Regions from separate parts of the Homo sapiens genome. Here region 1 is linked to region 2. A link is a contact called in ENCODE Hi-C or POLR2A ChIA-PET data. All regions are on one chromosome and are shown on one strand. Each heading gives the region's core, a stretch centred on a gene start or an enhancer-like site at or near the end of the contact. The rest is flanking DNA. Distances are from core to core; before and after follow the strand shown. Region 1 has its middle 89 kb from the start of NCOR2. Region 2 has its middle 54 kb from the start of NCOR2.

What was found. A loop is a pair of places that touch in the nucleus more often than their neighbours do. ChIA-PET counts read pairs that join two places held with the same protein, here RNA polymerase II (POLR2A). Pooled maps may share reads with other maps.
Region 1: a map of ascending aorta shows a loop between it and region 2 (4-fold over the local background). The contact joins two enhancer-like sites. A Hi-C loop is called at or near these places in 9 of 168 maps with a recorded cell type or tissue (CD14-positive monocyte, CD8-positive, alpha-beta T cell, IMR-90 and 5 more) and 14 of 50 pooled maps. POLR2A ChIA-PET finds 5 or more read pairs at or near these places in 6 of 52 experiments (AG04449, AG04450, GM12878 and 3 more).

What each region holds. Positions count from the first base shown.
Region 1 is chr12:124,653,963-124,658,750 of GRCh38, forward strand. No RefSeq gene overlaps it. Among named protein-coding and RNA genes, the nearest start is that of NCOR2, 89 kb to the left of the region's middle. Within about 2 kb of position 1,254, at least 28 of the 41 ENCODE cell types and tissues checked have a DNase peak (open chromatin) inside an H3K27ac peak, as active enhancers do; they include CD14-positive monocyte, ascending aorta and ovary, where a contact is called at or near this core.
Region 2 is chr12:124,619,896-124,624,120 of GRCh38, forward strand. No RefSeq gene overlaps it. Among named protein-coding and RNA genes, the nearest start is that of NCOR2, 54 kb to the left of the region's middle. RefSeq lists enhancers at 1,771-2,663, 2,664-3,557. Within about 2 kb of position 1,581, at least 21 of the 41 ENCODE cell types and tissues checked have a DNase peak (open chromatin) inside an H3K27ac peak, as active enhancers do; they include CD14-positive monocyte, ascending aorta and ovary, where a contact is called at or near this core.

The sequences.
Region 1 (4,788 bases), core at 4-2,503, 34 kb after region 2:
TAGAACCCACATAAACAAAAGCCCTTTTGGAGTCCTCAGTAATTTCTAAGGGTGTCATAGGGTCTAGGGGCCAAACAGTCTGGGAACTGCTCCCTTAAACAGCAATCTTACTTGATCCTTAAATTAAAATGGCTAACAGCAGCCGGGCACAGTGGCTCATGCCTGTAATTCCAGCACTTTGGGAGGCCAAGGCGGGCGGATGGATCGCCTGAGATCAGGAGTTGGAGACCAGCCTGGCCAACATGGTGAAACCCCGTCTCTACTAAAAATACAAAAATTAGCTGGGTGTGGTGATGCACACCTGTAATCCCAGCTACTCAGGAGGCTGAGGCAGGAGAATCGCTTGAACCCGGGAGGCAGAGCTTGCAGTGAACCAAGATCGTGCCACTGCACTCCAGCCTGGGTGACAGTGAGAATCTGTCTCCAAAAAAAAAAAAAAAAAAAATAGCAAAGAGTTACTTCACACTTTCTATGCACCTGGCATTGTCTGAACCTTGTGCATGGACAGTTGTACAGAGACATACACATAGATACTATCTAACAGCACACGAACCCTCTGAGGTGGGTTTCAATTACCCCATTTTACATATGGGGAACTCAGGCTCTAAGTGGCCCCTTAACCACCAGGGGCCACTGCCTCTGGGGAAGCCCCCCCACTGGGACCCTCAAAGTCTGTTTCAGGAGTGGCTGAGATTCCAGGACAAACCACCTGGAATTCTCAAAGTTGGCCCCCACCTTGGAAAATCCCCTGAGGCTCACTGGCCCAGACTACCTTGGGGGACCCCAAACCCTGGCATGTCCTGGTCACTTGCTCTGAAGGAAGCCTGGCCACTGCTCACTCACCCACCTCCCGCCACACCAGGCCTCCGGCTTTTCCGTGCTGCTCTTCGGACACCCAAACTGTGCCAGCCTCGGGGCTTTTGCACCTGCTGTTCCCTCCCGCCGGAATGCCTTTCCTCCACGTGGGGCCCGTCATCGTCCCTGGCCTCTCATGTAAAATAGCAGCACCCTCTCCCACTCGTCTTCCCCTCCACCCTTTCGCTGCTATTTCCTGTGTGACACTCGGCACTATGGGACATTGTGTTGTGGATGCACTGGTTCAGGGGTTCAGTGTCTGTCTCCCTGTGGAAATCTAAACCCGGTAAGAGCCCAGGCACAGCAACAGGTCCCAGCATGGTGGACTCAGTGAGTGGATGAACAGGATACGGGGACAGGAGAGTCACGCCTGGCTACAGGGACGCCCATCCACCTCCTCCAGCCTGGCTGACCGGCGCCGTGCTGGCCTGCTGCCCAGACTTGCCAGATCTTTCGATTTTTCAAAAGAAGCTGAACATCCAGATTTTTATGTAAAATCTTTTTTTTTTTTCACTAGCAACTTATTCAAATTAACAAAAAGAAAAAAACAGCTTGGTGAGCCAAACCTTATGTAGATAAACTCAGTTTGGCTAATCAGACTCGCCTTGCCTTCTAAGGGGAGGTGACATTTGAACAAGACTGGAAAGCCTTCAGAGCTAGGCGCAGGCCAAGCAGGGGAGGAGGGGAACAGGGTCGTGCCAGGCCAGCTGGGGCTGGGTTGTGGGGAGCATTTGAGAGGTCCGCACTCCGTGGACAGGCCCGTCACCCTTCCCCTTGGCTTCGGAAGTCTCCCCACCTCCCCCCGACCCCAGGCCCAGCTGGCTGCAAGCCATACACTTGAAGCATATGCGTGGAGTGTTTTGAGAAACGGAACACACAATACATCGCAAATAAGGCTGCTTCTCCGTCTGGCTGGGACACATCTCCACGCTCCGCCAGATGGTCCCCCGCCGCCTCCCCAGCTGAGGCCGGGGCTTTGTGAGGTTGCATTCTGCGTAGAGGCTCCTCTCCATTCTGCAAGAGGCTGCTGGGAAGCTCTCTCCCCGGGGTGGCCGGGAGGATTTTTCTTGGCCCACAGACAGGAAGCTGATTCAGCCGGGAACCTTCTTCTGCATTCAGAACCCCCACAGCTCCATCCTCCTCCATCCCCTGCCCACCACGCTCCATCCCCCACCAGCCCCCATGACCCAGAGCCCCAGTGCGCTGGTGTTTATTGCTAATTGTTTTCAGACAGATGGTGTGGCCCAGAGTCTAATTCCCCAGGCTAGGGGGCGGGGGATGCTAGAGGAGAAGGCCGTGACCTTGACCACTTGCATTCTTGAAGAAAATGTTTGGCCCAGCCTGGGAGGCGGGGCGGTGGGCAGTGATGGCTAGGGCTTACAGAGGGGAAGTTTCAGGGCTTTGAGAAGGGAACAGGGGAGTAGGAGGAGGCTTTGAAATGTGGGAAACAACCCTGCAGCCCCAAGGGCTGATAAAGCTGGCTGGAGAATGGCCCCACCTTCAGGAAGCCCTCTGGGATTGAAGCCTGCGAGGCAGGGAGAATTCCTCCTGCAGGGTTGGATTTAGGGATGTGGGGAGTAGGGGATTTGTGGGGAGGGTGGAAGACCTCCCCACAATTTAATAAGGAGCCTCACTTTTTTTTTTTTTTTTTTTTGAGACAGAGTCTCACCCTTTTGCCAGGCTAGAGTGCAGTGGCGCGATCTCGGCTCACTGCAACCTCTGACCCCCTGGTTCAACCAATTCTCCTGCCTCAGCCTACTGAGTAGCTGGGATTGCAGGCACGCACCACCAAGCCCAGCTACTTTTTGTATGGTTTGTAGAGATGGGGTTTCACCATGTTGGCCAGGATGGTCTCGATCTTCTGACCTCGTGATCCGCCCGCATTGGCCTCCCAGAGTGTTGGGATTACAGGCGTGAGCCATTGCACCCAGCCAGGAGCCTCACTTTTTAATGTAATTTCAACATGATCTGAAGGCTTACAGAGCCACCAACATTTCACTAGATCCCATGAGTCTGCCAAGCTGAATGAAGACCCCAAATTACAGATGAGAAAAAGAGGTGGCCTGTGAGGTGAGATGGCTTGCCTTAGGTCACACAGTCCACAAAGATCCATTGAGCTGTCACTCTGTGCCTGGTGGGAACACAGCCATGGCAGAGGACAGGACTGACAAAGTCCCTGTGTTCAGACTGGATAGGTTTGTACAGGTTTGTGAGAGGAGACAGACGCAACTACAAAGAAATACGTTCAGAAACGGAAAGGACTAGAAAGACAAAAAACTAGGGAACAGGGTAGGCAGGGATCTCTGGAGAAGATCAGAGAGGGCTTCTTGGAGGAGGCAAGCTCAAACATCGAGCCTTGAAGGCAGAGTTGAAACAAGCTGTGTCTACATCTCAAAACAGAGAGAAAGCCAGTGCAATGGCCCTGGGGTATGGATGAGCTTGTTGTGTCCAAGGAGGGGAAGCGTGGCCCCGGAAGCCATGATGGGGTGTATACAGAGCTGAGATTATAAAGCCCCTTCACCAATATCATTGAACACCAAATGCACCCACGACTAGAGAGCCAGCATCAGCATGATACCAAAACAGCGTGTTGCTCAACATCAGGTTATTTCAAGTTGCTTTCTTTGTAAGGGTTAAAGCAGAAGGGGTTCTTTAGGCTGGCTCAGGTTGACTGGGCCCTCCTTGATTGGTTGCTGTGAATCTCCAGTCTATTAGAAAAATTGCCCCCATTTCTTCTATTTCTGCTTATTTTTTTCTTTCTTTTTTGTTTTTAGAGACAGGTCTCTGTCACCCAGGCTGGGGTGCAGTGGCACAATCATAGCTCACTGCAGCCTCAACCTCCTAGGCTCAAGTGATCCTCCCACCTCAGCCTCCTGAATATCTGGGACTACAGGTGTGCAATGCCTCGCCTGGGTAATTTTTATTTATTTATTTATTTATTTATTTATTTATTTATTTATTTATTTATTTATTGTTTTGTAGAGATAAGGTCTCATTATGTTGCCCAGGCTGGTCTCAAACTCCTGACCTCAAGCAATCCTCCTGCCTTGGCCTCCCAAAGTGCTGGGATTACAGACACATAAGCCACTGTGCCCAGCCCAAACTACCCCCATTTCCAAGCTCAGTTTAATTACACGGCACCTGCAGGAGTGGCTCCGTTCTTGGTCTGCTGGGGCCTAGAGCAGGAGCTCAGTCCAAAACGAGGGCCTCACATAAATTTTATTTACCAGCTATGGAGGAAAATAGAGCAAGGAGGGTGGGAGAAATCAGGGGGACTCAGGTGTGACCTTAAATAGGAAGGTCAGGGAAGGGCTGCTGGAAAAGCAGAAAACAATCGAGAAAAGACCTGTAGGAGATGAGGAAGTGAGGCAGGCAGGAATGACGGAAGGAAGGAAGAGACTGATATGAGGTCCCTGGAGTAGCCAGATTCATAGAGAATTTCCGTCTCTGTGAATCTGGCTACTCCAGGGACCTCATATCAGTGGAATCTGACAGTATTTGTCCCTTTAAAACTGGCTTATTCTACTCGATATAATGTCTTCAAGGTTCATCCACATTGTAGCCTGTGTCAGAATGTCCTTCCTTTTTAAGGCTGAGTAATATTCCATTCTTTCTGGAAGGAAGGGCTTTCCAGAAAGAGGGAGCAACTGGTGTGCAAAGGTCCTGGGGAAGGTGTGTGCTTGGTATGTTCAAGGAGGCCAGAGCAGATGAGGCAGAGAGGGAGAGGGAGAGGAGGGGGCACTGAGCCTCGGGACACAGCAGAGGGTGAGGGAGTAGACCCCGCAGGGCATCGTGGGTTGTGGTAAGCACTGGCTTTTCCTCCAGGGACAAGGGAAATTGTTATAGGTGTTTGAGCAGAGGAGTGGCTTGTCTTGACTTAGGTCTAGCAGGATCCCTTTGGCTGCCAAGTGGAAAATCAACTGTGGGAATGAA
Region 2 (4,225 bases), core at 331-2,830:
GATGAAAAAATTCTGGAAATGGATGGTAGTGGTTGCACAACAATGTGACTGTCCTTAATGCTACCAACCTGTATACTTACAAATTGTTAAAATGGTAAATTTTATGATATATATTTTTTATCACAATAAGAAAATGTAGCATCCTTTATTTTCCACTCCAGCGAACTGTTGTTTAGTTCAAATCCTGTCTACCATGTAGTGGGGACCACATTGCACCCTCTGGGCCTGAGTAATCCGGGGAAGGCCTGTGATCCACTTCTGGCCAGAAACGTGAGGGAAGTATGCTGGCGGCTCCTGGGAAAAAGGTCTCACTAGAAAATGAGAAGGTTACAGGAAGAGAGGTTTGGTCCCTTTTGCCTCCTTCCCACCTCACCTTCCTTCCTGCCTTTGGATGTCATTGTGGGATGAAGTGATGTCTGCAGCTGTGGCAGCCATGGTGCCACCATGAGGAGAAGGCTAAGAGAATTGCAGAGATGCCAGCCCTGTATCCTGACACTGAGGAACTAGTGAACCCACCTGGGCTATGCCTGCTTCTCAATGTCCTCCGAAATAAACAATGAATGACCTTATGCTTTAAGCCACTGTGAGCCAAGGTTTTTGTTACTTGTAGCCAAGTGCCTCCCTAATGGATTCAATACACTCCTGCTTCTACGGACCTGGTGATATAGGGTTTGGGACAAGAGCTTTTTTTTTTTTTCTTGAGATAGGGCATCACTCTTTCACCCTGGCTGGAGTGCACTGGCGCAGTCACAGCTCCCTGCAGCCTCAGACTCCTGGACTCCAGCAGTCCTCCCGCCTCGGCCTCTCAAGTAGCCAGGCCCACAGGCACACCACCATGCCTGGCCAATTTTTAAAATTTTTTCTATAAAGACAGGGTCTTGCTATGTTGCCCAGGCTGATATTACATTCCAGGCCTTAAGCAATCCTCCTGCCTCAGGCTCTCAAAGTGCTGAGATTACAGGTGTGAGCCATTATGCCCAGCCAGGACAAGAGGCTTTGGATCCACCACGCCTGGGCTTGTATCTCAGCTCCTGACAGCTATGTGGCTATGAGTAAATTGGTCCACCCCTCTGGGCCACAGGTTTGCTAACTGCCAGATGAAGACAGTAGTGCTATGTGCTTTGTAAAGTAGATGGTGTGAGGCTGAATGCGTTATGGGATGTATGCATGTGCCTGGTACACAGTAAGAGATTAATTACACAGTAAGAGATTAACCAGTCTCTTCCATGGGACTCAGGATGACGCTTTTGCTGGGGAACGGTGAATCAACGGCCTGCTGCGGGCTCTGTCTGGGTGGAGGCTGGCTGGCCCAGCCACAGTCCCAGGGGCTGTGCCGCTTTCCCAGCTGACTGATGCAGAGGCCGCAGAGGCCTTGGGCTGCCGTCTGGGGAAGAGACATTGATCCAAGGTTGATTTGGGATTTTATTTTCCCTTCCCCTTTAACAAAAGCACGGAGTGTTTCCTTCAAGCAGGCTCATCAGTTCTTAGCCCAGGTACAGCCTTCCAGCTGGAGAGGAGTCAAGCATTCCTCTTTGCTGAGTTCAAGGTTGGCCCCTCTGTGCCGCCAGCGCTCAAGGATCCCCTGGAATGAACCCGAGTCGCAGCATTGCAGGAAGGCTGTGGTATGCGGGAGGGAGGCCGCCCTGCCAAGAGGACAAGCGGAGGCGGGATTTGGGCAGGATCACCTACCGAGGTGCCCACTACCCTCAGGAATCGAAGATCAAACAGACAAGACAACCTTGCTGGTGGCCAGCAGCCTAGGGTCCCCTGAGGATGTGCGGGGCAGGGGTTGGCAACTTCGATCACATTAGTAAGGCTGAGCTCATCTCCCAGCTGTCCGGAAACTGGGCCACCAATCTTAAATCCATTCCCCAGGCACCTCACTGAGGCCCAGAGAGATTTGGGGAGGATCTTGGAGGCAGTCGCAGCGCCCCCACAGAAGTGGGAAGTCCCAGTGGCCTGCTCCGTGGAATCAGGGCAAGTTGGCTCCTTGGCAAGATGGCAAAGCCCTGTGGCAATGAGGACTGTGGGCCCCACCCCGCCTTGTCCACCTGGCCTTCCTCAGTCTCTTCCACCCCCACCCCCAGTCCAGCCACTCTGTGCCGTCTTCTCTTAGGGCTTCTAAGACCAACATCCCTTTCACTCCATCCTCCAGGATGTGATTCTGAGCAACGTTTCCGCCCTAAGGAGTGGGGGCCTCTGCTTCTTGTTTAAATAATAAAGTCAAATCCTAATGCAATATGGGAAAAAACAAGGATGTGGGAAATCCTGGGGCCCCCAGAGAATGGGGAGGTGTGGCAGGGCCCCCACAGTGGAGGGCATTGAAAGCCGAGCAGAAGCCCCTGGACTGAGTTGGGAGGCAGTGGAGAGCCATGCACAAGCTCCACGTTGGGCTTGTACCCTCTGCTCCAGGCACACAGGCTTCCTATGACCCTCAGACATGCCTGCTCGGGTCCTGCCTCAGGGCCTTTGCACCCGTACCTGCTCAGGTCCCGCCTCAGGGCCTTTGCACCTGCATCTGCTCAGGTCCTGCCTCAGGGCCTTTGCACCTGCACCTGCTCAGGTCCTGCCTTAGGACCTTTGCACCTGCACCTGCACCTGCTAGGGTCCTGCTAGGGTCCTGCCTCAGGGCCTTTGCACCTGCAGTTCTTGGGGCCTGACATGCTCTTCCCCAGCTCTTGGCTTGGCTCCAGTGACAGGGTCACCTCCTCAAACAGGACATCCCCAGCAGCCTTTCTAAAGCGGCCCCGCCCTTCTCCTCTCTTCCTCATCATCTCAGTTCACAGAGTTCACGTCGCCTCTCACTGCCTGGGATGGCCTTGCCTGTCTGTCTGTGGCCTGTCTCCTTTCTGTTATAGCCCAGCTCCTGGGACAATAGGATGAACAAATGAAGGAGTGAATGAATGATGGAGCTGGGTTTGGGGGTTAATCACAGCAACACGCATGGCAATGTCTGGAGCCTGCAGGATGCCCTCCTATTCACACCCTGGGGGCCACTCCCCTGCAGCCCCAGTGTCTGCCTCTGCCCACACTCCAGCTGGGAGGCTCGCCGATGGCCCTGTGCCGGGAACTCCCGTTTCTGAGCCGGTACAGCAGCAAACTCTGTAGCGGTGCTCCCTGCCAGGTGCAGGCAGGAGCTGCAGGGACGCTTCTGAAGGGGCAGGAGGTCAGGATGGGAGGCAGGCACGCTCTTAGCTTCCCACTGGAGAACATTTCAGGGAAGCGACTTTTTGCCTGGAATGCCAAGGGCAGCCTCTTGTCCAGGGCACCGTGGGTCATTGTGCAGTGTGAGGTGAGGCCCTGGGGCTGCCTTCAACACCAGCCAGACCCCTCGCCAGGCAGGACACGAGAGAAGGCTGTGGGCTGGCAGGCTTAGCTAAGAAGTTCACTGAGAGGAATCTTCAGAGCTGGAGGGATGACACAGAAGTCCCCAGTGGTCAGCAGGTGGCCATGGGAAGGACCCAGGCCTGGAGGAGAGGTGGGACGGGGGTGGTCTAAGTCCCTTGTAACAGATGGCATTTTCCAGAGACAGCCTCTGCAATTTCTCCCATCCCACAAGATATTCTTCCCATATGACCTTTACCTCCCACTGCTGGAGAGTGGGGTTTATGTTCTCTCCCTCCTGAATCTGAGCACGTTCATGACTCACTCACAACTAATAGAATGTGGCAGAAGAGACGCTGCGTGGCCTCCAAGGCTAGGTCACAGAAGGTGATGCAGGTGCCTTCGTGCTATAGCCCTGAGATGCTGTGTAAGCATCTGACTGCCCAGGGCCGCCATGTTGTGAGGAAGTCCAAGTAGCCCGAAAGGGGGCTGTGGGTTGGTGTTGTGGCAGACAGTCCAGATACGTCCCAGCCCCCAGCCAGCTCCAACTGCCAAACAGGCACTTCCAGAAGGCCCTGGCATCCTGGAATAGAGACAAGACATCTGTGCTGTGCCTTGTGTGATTCTGAGCCATAGGATCTGTGAGCGTAATACGATGGCTGCTGGGCGCCCTAATGTTTTGAGGGATTCCTTACACAGCACAAGTACCCTGGCAACCGTGGCTCCACCTCCAGCCAGGCGTTATCACTGGGCTCCCTGTCTTCCTCTGCCCACCCGGCCAGCAAGTCAGGCCCTCCTCTGTTTAGAACTCCTTGGTGTCAGCCTGGCTTTGCTGCTTTCCCCAGGGGTAGGAAATGAGCCTTTCATTGAATTTCGTAACATGGCTCTTTGCTGTCCTCTC